Linked DNA regions of Homo sapiens: region 2 is linked to region 1. A link is a contact called in ENCODE Hi-C or POLR2A ChIA-PET data. All regions are on one chromosome and are shown on one strand. Each heading gives the region's core, a stretch centred on a gene start or an enhancer-like site at or near the end of the contact. The rest is flanking DNA. Distances are from core to core; before and after follow the strand shown. Region 1 holds the start of ZNF213 (zinc finger protein 213). Region 2 has its middle 9.8 kb from the start of GLIS2.

Region 1 (6,289 bases), core at 1,007-3,506:
GCCTGGCATATAAACACTCTATACATGGTAACTATCATGATTTAAAAGTTTAATAGGATGGGTGCAGTGGTTCTCACCTGTAATCCCAGCACTTTGGAAAGCTGAGGCAGGCGGATCCCTTGAGGTCTGGAGTTCAAGACCAGCCTGGCTAACCTGGTGAAACCCCATCTCTACTAAAAATACAAAAATTAGCCTGGTGTGGTGGCGTGCACCTGTAATCCCAGCTACTAGGGAGGCTGAGATGGGAGGATCGCTTGAACCTGGGAGGTGGAGGTTGCAGTGAGCCATGAAATTGCACTACCGCACCAAAAAAAAAAAAAAAAAATTTAATTACTGTGGACCTTATGGGGACGCTACATCAAGCTGTTTCCCAATTGAATTGGAATGCCACAACAACGGCTGAACACTGTAAATGTCCAAATCTGGAGGAACAGAGGAAGGTAAACATTTGATTCTCAAGTGGAAGTTCAAAGCATTACATTCTTTCTGGAGGACAGTTTGGAAACATGTACACAAAGTAATCTGGCAATTCCATTTCTAGTTTTTCTCAGGGAAATGTTCAAGCAAATGAATAAAGGTGTACGTAGAAGCATATCTGCAAATACAGAAAGATGGAAAAAATCTAAATGTCCAAGGGTGGGGGACTTAAAATATGAAAATTCCGCCAGGCACGGTGGCTCACGTCTGTAATCTCAGCACTTTGGGAGGCCGAGGCGGGCAGATCACCTGAGGTCAGGAGTTCGAGACCAGCCTGACCAACACGGAGAAACCCCGTCTCTACTAAAAATACAAAATTAGCCGGGCGTGGTGACACATGCCTGTAATCCTAGCTACTCGGGAGGCTGAGGCAGAAGAATCGCTTGAATCCAGGAGGCGGAGGTTGCAGTGAGCCAAGATCGCGCCACTGCAGTCCAGCCTGGGTGACAGAGCGAGACTCTGTCTCAAAAAAAAAAAAAAAATATATATATATATATATATATATATATACACACATATATAATATATATTCACAGGCATATAACTGTCTGAACAGTAAAACTGTAAGAACACACTAAAACATGAATAGTACTTATTCCTGGATGGTCGTATTAGAAATGTTTTTTACCTTCATTCATTAAACAAATATTTACTAAGCATCTACCATGTGCCAGGCACAATTCTAGGTGCTTGTCATAGGGCATTAAAAAGTGTCTGCCCTCATGAACACTTATCGTTGAGTCGTGGGAAACACGTATATGTCAGGTAGTGATAAACATTAGGGAGAAAAGTTAACGCCGAGCACAGGTTGTTTACAGAGCTGGGGAAGGCCTCCTTGAGGGGGTGACATATGAGCAGAATGAGGGAGCAAGCCTTGTGGCTATCACGAGAAAGCTATCTTTATGGTTTTCCAATTAATTTTCTAAATTTTCTCTTCCAAGCATGCAACACCTACATAATTAAGACAAAACAAACCAAAAAAACTCTTTCCATTTATGAAAGAGATCTGGAGCCTGAAATCATCTCCGGGTCGAGGCGTGGAGAGAGTGGGAGAGGATCCGAGGGTATGGAAAGGACCCCGAGCCCCCCTGCTCTAGATCCCTCCGGGCCGTGGGACCCCTGACGCCCAGCAGCAACTCGTGGACAAAGCAGCTGGTGAGAGAACGCGGGACTCCGGCCAGGTCAGTGTCCCGCTTGCCGCGTCCTGCTAAGGCGACCCGAAGACAGAGGATCGCCGCAGGAGGCTCCGCGCCCCTTACCCGAGGGCACTTCCCAGCAAGCTCGACGCCTCTCCAGGGAATTGGGAGGAGCGGGACCCAAGAGGCTAGAAAAGAGTCTCCCCGGCCCGAGCTCCACGGCCCGCGGCCTTTCGGCCCTCACCTACTAGTTGGCAAAGAAAGACCGTGGCAGAAGGAAGAGGCCGCTCCAGCGCATCCCTTCGGGCGGAGCAGAAGCTCCACTTGTGGCTAGGCCATGTGCCCTCTCCGTTCCTCGGGCCAGCCTTGGCTTCCCCTTTTTGTCGCTCAAGGGCCAGGGTCGCAAGGAAATGTGAAAAAAAAGCGGAGACAAAAGAGAACGAGGTAAATCTAGATGCAGAGCCTCGCCTTTCCTCCCGGGTGCAGGTGTATGACGCGTATGGAGTTTCTGTCTTCTAATAGGCAGCCTGAGAATTCTTCCTGTTCATTGGCCATCGGTCATGGAGAAGGCGGGCTCAGTGGACGAACGGCTTTCTGGGAGCTGGGGAATGCTTGCGTAGCGTAGTTTCCCAGCGAGCCCCGCGAGGACTTCCGGCGCCGGGAGCTCGCGGCGGAAGTGGGATCTCCTGGGCCGTAGTGGGCGTTGTGTGTTTCGGGGGCGGGGGCGGGGGCGGGGGCCGGGGCGGGGACGGGGCCTCTGGCCGCCTGGCTCCAACATCAAGCACCGGGCTCCGAGTGGCCGGGATCAGCGCCCCGAGGCAGAGGCCGGAGGGCGCGCGCACTGCTAGGAAGTGCTGGTCCCCCGCGCCGCTCTGCCAGCTTGGTCCCCCGGCAGACGCCCCTGTACGATCGCCGCTCGCCCCGCGGGCGAGGCTGCGGTGGACAGCGCGGGGCTCCGGCTGGCTCGCCTTCCCGCCTGCCGTGTCCTGCTGAGCGACCCTGGTGAGTCCTGGCCCTCTTCGAGGAAAGTCTTCTTCGAAGTCACCAGAGGATGAGAATGGTGCGCGCACCTTTCAGGGGTCTTGTGAGGAGCAGAATAAATAAAGTGCTTAGGATGGACTAAAGAATTGGAAACAACCCGAATGCATCACTCGAGTATTGATTAAGAAACTAGAGCATATCCATACCGCGGAAGCTCATAGTGCCGCTAATGTCTGTGCAGTAAGGTCTCATTTATGTAGAAACACATCAAGCACCTTTTCTCCCCGCTATGGATGACTTTTTTAGTAAAAGCACAGGAAAAGGTCTGGGACGTCATTTGTCAGACTGTTAAGTCGGGGGGTACAATGGTATTGAGGAAGGGAGAGTTTTACAGATTTCTATATTGTTTGAATCTTCCCTTTTTTATTAAGATGGTTTGTATTTTTTTCATTTTCTTTTTACTTTTCTTTTCTTTCTTTTTTTTTTTTTTTTGAGATGGTCTCACTCTGTTGCCCAGGCTGGAGTACAGTGGTGCGATCATAGCTCATTGCAACCTCAAACTCCTGGACTCAAGCAATCTTTCCTCCTCAGCCTCCCCAGTAGCTGGGACTACAGGAGCCCCACCTGGCTTTTTTTGTTTTTTGGTACAGATGGCGTCTCACATTGTCTTCCCAAAGGGGTCTTGAACCCCTGGCCTCAAGCAATCATCCTGTGTCTGTCTCCCAAAATGCTGGGATTACAGGCATAAGCCACCAAGCCCGGCCAGTTTGTATTTTTATTGTTGAAACAAAAAATCGATTACTGAAAATTGCATAATACACTTTTCAGTAGAGAGTAACAATGTAAGGTATAAATGTGTCATACATTTATATGTACCTGTGGATAAATGGCTTTGGATGGTGTCTGTAAGCCCTTCTGTGACACCTCAGGGCCAGATGTGTTTTGGAATTCAGAGGTTTTCAAATTTGAGAAAGATAATATAGTGCACAGACGATATATCAAGCACATCTCCAGAGGGATCTGGGGCAACACTAAATAATGAAACATATCAGTTAAAATTTTTTAATTAGGCCGGGCGCAGTGGCTCACGCCTGTAATCCCAGCACTTTAGGAGGCCGAGGCGGGTGGATCACAAGGTCAGGAGTTTGAGACCATCCTGGCCAACATGGTGAAACCTCGTCTCTACTAAAAATACAAAAAATTAGCTGGACGTGGTAGCTGGTGCCTGTAGTCCCAGCTACTTGGGAGGCTGAAGCAGGAGAATCGCTTGAACCTGGCAGGCAGAGGTTGCAGTGAACTGAGATTGCGCCACTGCACTCCAGCCTGGGCGACAGAGTGAGACTCTCTCTCAGTAAAAAAAAAAAAAAAAGATATTTAATTGATGTATAATGTGCAATACAGAAAAACACACGAGTGGGTATAGCTCAATGAAATTTTATAAACTGAAGATATATGTTATTAATATTTCCACCATAATTTTGAACATTTACATTTAGTGGAATAAATTGAGATTATAAATATGCTTATATCAGGTCAGGTGGTGCTGCCAAATGAATGACATTGGGTTTTGCTGTCAAAGAGTTATGAAACACCCGGGTTTTGGATTTCTGGCTTTGGGATGAGAGCTTGTGGGCCTGTGTTAATAGGAGAGACAGTCACATGAGCAAGGCATTACAGTAAAGCCTAGAAAAGGCTTCAGGGCCATGAAAGGATGGGGACTGGATGGCTCTTCAGCCTGGGGTTTGCTCGTGTATTCCACATCCTTCCTCCTCAGTCCTGCCATTTTGCTCTTTCCCCAGGAGTACACATCCAGATGCCAGCCCAGCTACCACAGGGGATCCCTCTGGGAGACTGAAAGTACAGGTTCTGGGGCCCAGGTTGAAGCCGACCAACCCTGAGCCTCAGGCCAGGGGAATGGCAGCCCCCTTGGAGGCCCAGGACCAGGCCCCTGGGGAGGGAGAAGGGCTTCTGATTGTGAAAGTGGAAGATTCCTCCTGGGAACAGGAATCTGCCCAGCATGAGGATGGCAGGGATTCCGAAGCCTGCCGCCAGCGCTTCCGGCAATTCTGCTACGGGGATGTGCATGGGCCTCATGAGGCCTTCAGCCAGCTCTGGGAGCTCTGCTGCCGCTGGCTGCGGCCCGAGCTGCGTACCAAGGAGCAGATCCTGGAGCTGCTGGTGCTGGAGCAGTTCCTGACAGTGCTGCCAGGGGAGATCCAGGGCTGGGTGCGTGAGCAGCACCCGGGAAGCGGTGAGGAGGCTGTCGCCTTGGTGGAGGACCTACAGAAGCAGCCAGTGAAAGCCTGGCGACAGGTGAGGGGCCCTTCCACATCCAGGGGCACCTGGATGGTATCTGAGCTCGAGAGAAGTGGGTAACCTGCAGAGATAAGTCTCCCAGAGGCTCACAGGGTAGGGGAGACACAGAGCCCCCAGGAGCAGGCACACAAGCACAGTGTGCCATGGGTGCCTTTCTGAAAGATGCGATCCAAAGTAAATGTGATTTATTTTTTGTGGCTTTGGAAGGCAGCAATAGGGCTGAAGTGCGAATGTTCCAGACAGGAGGTTTTAGCTCCATGCAGGGTCTGCTGATGTTTATTTGCATTTTGCTCTAGGCCTGGCTCTGGGGACACAAGGGTGTGCATAGAGCCAGCTCCAGAGTGGGGCGAGAAGGTGGAGCTGTCCGGGGCCTCTGCTACCTTGTGGGATGTTGGGTCCTTCACATTGGATGCATCTGGGGAGGTTCTAATGAGTGGCTGGGGGATGGGGTTCTGCCTTTGGCAGGAGGGTCCCCAGCTACCCCCTTGCTAAGTGGCTGTGATTCTGGCCTTTCAGGGCTGGTTCTTGCCTCGTGAATGATCGGGGAGCATCCTTGGGCACACAGCATTACCTGGTATCACATTCTCCTCCGGACTTTTCCTGGGGCACCATATTGGTCTCCTTCCCACACCCCAGCATCCTGAGGGTCATGTCCTGTGTCTCCTTCCCAGGGAGTAAACTCTGTCTCCCCCGGTCTGGTCTCGGGCTGATGAGCATGTTGTGGTTCCTGCACAGGATGTGCCCTCGGAGGAGGCGGAACCCGAGGCTGCAGGCCGGGGATCCCAGGCCACGGGGCCTCCCCCGACGGTGGGGGCACGGAGGCGGCCGTCTGTTCCCCAGGAGCAGCACAGCCATAGCGGTGAGTAAGCCTCCGTTCTTGTGGACAGTCGAGTGGCTGGGCAGGGACCTAGCTTTGTCACCGGCGTTGCCCTAAGGGTCACAGGCAGGACAGCTCCCTCTGTGAAGTCCAGGGCGTGTGTGCATGCGCACAGGCTGGGGAGGCCATAGGCGTCGGTGTCAAGCCTGGGCTGGCCTTTCTAAGGCTCCATTCTTCTCCTTCAGCCCAGCCTCCTGCTCTTCTTAAAGAGGGTCGTCCCGGAGAGACGACGGACACCTGCTTTGTCTCTGGGGTCCATGTGAGTCACCAGTCCCTTTGTCTTCTTTAAGGCACTTGGCCCTGTTGAGTTTGTAAAATGGGACTTGCTGTCCCATCAGGCCTCTTTCATCTGACCCATCCTGTCCCCGCCAGTGCTGCTGGGAGGCCTGAGCCGGGTCTTCTCACCCCATTCCAGGGACCTGTGGCATTGGGAGACATCCCATTCTATTTCTCCCGGGAAGAATGGGGCACCCTGGACCCTGCTCAGCGGGATCTCTTCTGG
Region 2 (6,353 bases), core at 3,385-5,884, 1.2 Mb after region 1:
CTCAGTGGTGAAAGCGTCAGGACTTGAACCCCACCGCCACTACTTTGCAGCTTTGCATTTTTGCATGAACCACGCGGCTTCTCCAAGCCTCCCTCTCTTCATCCACAAAACAGGCCTGATTGTGACAATCTACTCAATAGGGTGATTTTGAAGATTAAACATAGTAATACAAAACAAGTTATTCTGTTTGCCAAAGACATTACAGATGAGGTCATGTAGCCAATACCATGCCAGGAAACCAAAACTCACCTCAAGAAATCTGTTGGGTGGGACGGGCATGGTGGCTTATTCCTGTAATCCCATCACTTTGGGAGGCCGAGGCAGGTGGATCACGAGGTCAGGAGTTTGAGACCAGCCTGGCCAACATGGCGAAACCCCCGTCTCTACTAAAAATACAAAAAAATTAGCCAGCCGGGCGTGGTGGCATGCGCCTGTAATCCCACCTACTCGGGAGGTTGAGGCAGAAGAACTGCTTTAACCCAGGAGGCAGGGGTTGCCATGACCCAAGATTGCGCTAATGTACTCCAGCCTGGATGACAGAGTGAGACTCCGTCTTGGGGGGGAAAAAAGAAAAGAAATCTGTTGGGTAGCCAGGGCATGGTGGCTCATGCCTGTAATCCCAGCACTTTGGGAGGCCAAGGCGGGAGGATCACTTGGGGCCAGGAGTTTGAGACCAGCCTGGGAAACACAGTGAGACCCTGTCTTTACTAAATATAAATGTAAAAAAAAATAGCTGAGCATGGTGGTGTGCACCTATAATCCTAGCTACTTGGGAAGCTGAGGTGGGAGGCTTGCTATAACCCCAAAGGCTGAGGCTGCAATGAGCTGAGATCACACCACTGCACTCCAGCCTGGGCGACAGAGTGAGACCCTATCTCAGGAGAAACAAAGAAAAAGAAATCTGTCTTGTCCTAAGGCTGACAGGGGCAAAACCAGGATCTGAATCACGTGATTCCCGACAGGGCTTTGGCCAGCGCTGTGTGAATACTCACACAGATGGGGGATGCTGGGCAGCTTCAGCTCAGAAGGAACACTGAGTGAGGGACAGATGGACTGGTCCGGCAGGGGACCCGCCCATTCAGCAGATGTCCCTGGGCACAGCTCACATGTCAGTTCTCTGCAAAGCGGACAGGCGGCTGAGAAGTGTCAGAGCCTGCTAATGAGGGCTGGGCAAGAGAGAAGCAGAAGCGAACTTGCCTGGGTCGGGGGAAGGGGATGGTGCAAAGCAACCCTGAGGCCGAAAGCCTGTGTAGCTAGAACCAACGGGGGTGGGGGCGGGCGCTCAGGGCTCAGGGCTCAGGAAAATGAGGTGGCTCTCCTAGTTTTACCAGGGAAAGGAAAACAAGGCAGGAATTTCCGGCAGGGAAACCTGGCTACTCGGTGGGACTCTTAAAGATGACACTTTTTCCTCTATCCTCGAGTGCAGCCTCAAGACGGGCCCTGCTGGTCCATCCTGGGGCGACAGGTGTAGCCAGATTCCCCTCCAATCAAGGAGTCCAACTGGAAAGCTCCAGTGGGTTACCCAAGGGCAGATACCAAGCAAGTCCCTAAAAATGGAGGCCAGTGTGCCCTGGAGGGCAAGTATAAATATGGGGAACTCTGAGCCGGGCGCAGGAGCTCACACCTGTAATCCCAGCACTTTGGGAGGCAGAGGGCCGATCATCTGAGGAGTTCGAGACCAGCCTGGGCAACGTGGTGAAATCGTCTCAACTAAAAATACAAAATTAGTTTGGTGTGGTGGTGGGCGCTTGTGATCCCAGCTTCTCGGGAGGCTAGGGTGGAAGAATCACTTGAACCCGGGAGGCAGAGGTTGCAGTGAGCTGAGATTGTGCCATTGCATTCCAGACTGGGCAAACAAAGAGTGAAATTCCGTCACGAAAAAAATAATAATAAAAAATATGTGGGGAACTCTTAAGTAGAGATGGGGGTTCCCCTCACTTTTGCCTCTTCCACGGAGTTAAAGTGTCAAGGAAAGGGGTTCCCAGGATAAAACTTTCAGGAGTATTCGGTTTTAGGGGCTACAGGCAGAGGCGCAGGACCCTAGAGGGATTTTTTTTTTAGCTGGAGTCTCACTCTGTCGCCAAGGCTGGAGTGCAGTGGTGCGATCTCAGCTCACTGCAAGTTCTGCCTCCCGGGTTCATGCCATTCTCCTGCCTCAGCCTCCCGAGTAGCTGGGGCTACAGGCGCCCGCCACCACGTTCAGCTAATTTTTTTGTATTTTTAGTAGAGACAGGGTTTCACCGTGGTCTCGATCTCCTGACCTCGTGATCCACCCGCCTCGGCCTCCCAAAGTGCTGGGATTACAGGCGCGAGCCACCGCACCCGGCTGCTAAAGGGATTTAGGAGGTGGGTGGAACCACAAAGGAAAAGCTAGCTGCTGGTGGGGTCTCAGCTTGGAAGACGTCAGGGTGTGAACTGTCACTTAAGGAACAGTTTAGGATAGAGCAAGGGATGAGGAAGCCCACCTGGAGTTCGGCAGGAGTGGGTGACCTCAGGTAGCCCCCTCTTTTGAGAAACCTGGCCGGGAAGGTTGGAGACATGGCTGTGGCTTGAGGCTAGTGTTTTTTTCTTTTTGGGGACGGAGTTTCACTCTTGTTGCCCAGGCTGGAGTGCAATAGCACGGTCTCGGCTCACTGCAACTTCTACCTACCAGGTTCAAGGGATTCTCCTGCCTCAGCCTCCCAAGTAGCTGGAATTACAGGCGCCTGCCATCATGCCCAGCAAATTTTTGTATTTTTAGTAGAGAAGGGGTTTCACCATGTTGGCCAGGCTGGTCATTACAGGCCTGAGCCACCTCGCCGGGCAAGACTAGTGTTTGATTGTTCGTTTTGAGATGGAATCTTGCTCTGTCAGCTCACTGCAACATCTGCCTTCCAAGTTCAAGCGATTCTCTTGCTTCAGCCTCCAGAGTAGCTGGGACTACAGCCATGTGCCATCACGCCCCGCTAATAGAGATAGGGTCTTACCATGTTGCCCATGCTGGTCTTGAACTCCTGGGCTTAGGAGATCCTCCCACCTCGGCCTCCCAAAGTGCTGAAATTACAAGTGTGAGCCACTGTGCCCGTCCTGGAGTCAAAGGCTTTGGACTTGAATGCCATCTCTGCTACTTTAGAGCTGTGTGTGCATGTACTTTTAACTTCTCTCTGTCTCCCTCTCAAAATGGGCCCGATAGTAGGTTCCATTTTGGTCTGGTCCCACCAGGACCTCTGACTCGCTGGCGACCTCAGGTAGGGGCTCATGTAATAGCCCAGCTCCTCAAACACGGAGGATGGGTCCCACTCCTGACCCAGCCTCATTTTACAGCAGAGCGTGAAGGCCGAGACTAGAGGCTGCACCAGGCTGGGGAAGGGGCAAATTCTAGATTACTCACCAGGCCCGTACCCATGAGAGCCCTCAGGCCTGCAGCACCGTGGATCCAGAGGCAGAGACAGAGCTTTGTAGAAGGGTGAAAACACTTCCTCCCCGCTTCCGGCTGCAGAAAAGCCACTTTCTCGCGGCAGAGCCCAGACTGGCAACCCCCAGGCCTTCTGCACCTCACCTGGGCAGCAGGCACGCTGACTGTGTGTGTTTCAATCTCTCCAGGCTCAGAGGGATGGCGGGGGATGCTGCCTGCGCGGTTGCTAGTGGCGGACACAGCTGCCTGGCTGACACTGCCTTTGTCATGCTCCAGAGCACTCAGCCAGCCCGGGGCCCCTCACCCACTCCCTCTCTCCTCCTGCCACCAGAAGCAGCCTCTTCCCGGCTCCCACCCTTTCTCCCCGAAGCCACTTGTACCTGCTCCAGAGCCTGGAGAGGTGACAAGTGCTTCCCAGACAACAAAAGCATCTCCCAGGAGAACAGATGTTACGCACACTCAGCTACACCCTTGCTCTGTGCCCTGATTTTAAGCTGTGTTTGGGCAGCTCTTTGGGATGAAACTGAGGCAAGGGGTAAAGGGCCTGTCTTGGTCAAGGTCATCCCACCTTGGGACTCCTGGGTGTGTTTCAGACATCCGTCCCCTTGGGTTCCAATGCTGGTCTGGCCACTTACAAGCTGTGTGACCTTGGGCAAGTTATTTGACCTCCCAGAGCCTAATTTCCCCCCAGATAACGACAGATAGGTAGTGAACCCACCTCTTGCTAAAAAATGTGAGCCATTATTGTCATTACTCCATCCTTTTAATTCCTCTTTCTCTCCACTCCAGCCACATCCGCCTCAATGCCTGCTGCCCCTGGACCTTAGGCTTGGGATGTGAAATCTTTCTGGAATGTTCCTTCGTTAGTTCCTCGCATGGCTTGTTCCCTCGCTTCCCTCTTTTGAGTCTTGACTCAAGTCACCTCCCCAGGGAGGCCCTGTCCTGCCCTGTCCTCCCTGGGCGCTTATGTGACATCCGAGGCGGTTTCCCAATTCGACTACCTGTGGCTCTTGCGCCTGGAACGTAAGCCCCACGAGGACAGGACTGTTTCACTTCTGACTCCCGTGTCCGCAGCGATGGAAAGAATGACTGTGGGCGCCTACCCCCGGAGGATGCTGTCGGCGCCCAGTCTGGCGGCTCCCGGCGCGCGCCCGCGAGGTCACGTCCGGGGCGCGCCGGCCGGAAGGAGGCCCCGCGTGGGGGTAGGGGCGGGGCGTCCGAGCCAGGCCACGCCCCCCGGACTCGCGCCCCCCTCTCAGCGGCAGAGCCAGCCAGCCTGGGGCCGCCTCGCACTTCCGCTCACCAGCCGGCTTGTTCATATTCATGAGGCGGGCGAGAGGCGGGGCCCGGGTCACCGGCGGCGCCCCGCCCCTGGCTTGGAATCCCGCCCCGGCGGAGGCTTGGGCCCCAGTGGGGCGCCCCCAGCTTCCGCCTCGGGGAGGGAGTTTCCACTTGGTCACGACTCAAAAATGTGTCGCTCGCGCTTCTCCGCCCCCTCGTTCCTGCCCTGGGGGGGTCTCCTCCCTCGGAAGGCAGGAGGGGAGGGGCCAAGGGAGGGACGGCTCCTCCTCCCCGGGGCAGGTCCTTAGGGATCCCGGGCGGACTCCTCTCCCTCCAAGTTAGCGCCTTCAACAATCTTTCCCCTACCCCGTCAGACAGTCTTCTGTCGCCCAGAGCTGGAGTGCAATGGCGCGATCTCGGCTCACTGCAAGCTCCGCCTCTCAGGTTCAAGCGATTCTCCTCCTTCAGCCTCCCGAGTAGCTGGGATTGCAGGTGCGCGCCAACACGCCTGGCTAATTTTTGTATTTTTAGTAGAGATGTGGTTTCACCATGGTGGCCAGGCTGGTTTTGAACTCCTGACTTCGTGATCTGCCCGCCTCGGCCTCCCAAAGTGCTGGGATTACAGGCGTCAGACGGCGCACCCAGCCCTGCAATAATCTTAAATTTTTTTTTTTTTTTGAGTTGGAATCTCGCTCTGTTGCCCAGGCTGGAGTGCAATGGCGTGATCTGGGCTCATCGCAACCTCTGCCTCCCGGGTTCAAGCGATTCGCCCACCTCAGCCTCCCAAAGTGCTGGGATTACAGGCCTGAGCCACTGTGACCGGCCTTTTTTTTTTTTTTTTTTTTTTTGAGACTGGGTCTCACTCCGTCCCCCAGGCTGGAGTTCAGTGGCACAATCGGCTCACTGCAGCCTCCACCTCCTGGGTTCAAGCAATCTTCCCGCCTCAGCTGTCCAAGTAGCTGTGACTACAGTCATGCACCACCACAACTAGCTAATTTTTTAATTTTTTGTAGAGATGGGGCAGGGTCTTAGTATGTTGCCCAGGCTGTTCTCGAACTCCTGGGCTCAAGCAATCCTCCTGCCTCGGCCTCCCAAAGTGCTGGAACTACAGGCGTGAGCTACTGTGCCCAACCAAAACTACCTTTTTTACTTTTTATTTATTTATTTTGCGATGGCGTCTCGCTCTGTCACCCAGGCTGGAGTGCAGTGGTGCAATCTCAGCTCACTGCAACCTCTGCCTCCTGGTTTCAAGCGATTCTCGTGCCTCAGCCTCCTGAGTAGCTGGGATTACAGGCGTGTGCCACCATGTCCAGCTAATTTTTGTATTTTCAGTAGACACCGTGTCTCACTATGTTGACCAGGCTGGTCTTGAACTCCTGACCCCAAGAGATCCACCTGCCTTGGCCTCCCAAAGTGCTGTGATTACAGGGATGAGCCACCAGGCCCAGCCCAAAACTACCTCTTTTAAACTTCCCAAGGATCTGTGCAATATTATGATACCGAGAAGTTCAGAGCAGTTGAGTGACTCACCCACGTCACACAGCCGGCCTCAGGTTTTCCAGAAAGGTTGGTCCTGCTGGGTTGGGGTGGCAGGTGCATGTCTCCCACGGCCTTTCAGGAAATGAGGCTTACCTAAGGCACTCCTGTCTTGCTGGATGTGGCTGAAGGTTGGGTCTGT

The links. A loop is a pair of places that touch in the nucleus more often than their neighbours do. ChIA-PET counts read pairs that join two places held with the same protein, here RNA polymerase II (POLR2A). Pooled maps may share reads with other maps.
Region 2: a loop to region 1 is called in a pooled map, with 11 times the contacts of the local background. The contact joins the enhancer-like site here to the promoter of ZNF213 in region 1. A Hi-C loop is called at or near these places in 6 of 50 pooled maps. POLR2A ChIA-PET finds 5 or more read pairs at or near these places in 3 of 52 experiments (PC-9, activated B cell and endothelial cell of umbilical vein).

What each region holds. Positions count from the first base shown.
Region 1 is chr16:3,132,773-3,139,061 of GRCh38, forward strand. ZNF213 (zinc finger protein 213) reads left to right here and starts at 2,257. Exons shown (of 6, transcript NM_004220.3): 1 at 2,257-2,615; 2 at 4,394-4,907; 3 at 5,646-5,769; 4 at 5,973-6,046; 5 at 6,203-6,289. The coding sequence starts at 4,509. It overlaps ZNF213-AS1 (ZNF213 antisense RNA 1), which reads right to left and starts at 2,110. Exons shown (of 6, transcript NR_110900.1): 1 at 1,858-2,110; 2 at 78-170. RefSeq lists enhancers at 1,838-2,007, 2,018-2,207, 5,692-6,192 and a silencer at 2,318-2,547.
Region 2 is chr16:4,303,062-4,309,414 of GRCh38, forward strand. No RefSeq gene overlaps it. Among named protein-coding and RNA genes, the nearest start is that of GLIS2, 9.8 kb to the right of the region's middle. RefSeq lists an enhancer at 2,250-2,762. Within about 2 kb of position 4,635, at least 35 of the 41 ENCODE cell types and tissues checked have a DNase peak (open chromatin) inside an H3K27ac peak, as active enhancers do; they include endothelial cell of umbilical vein, where a contact is called at or near this core.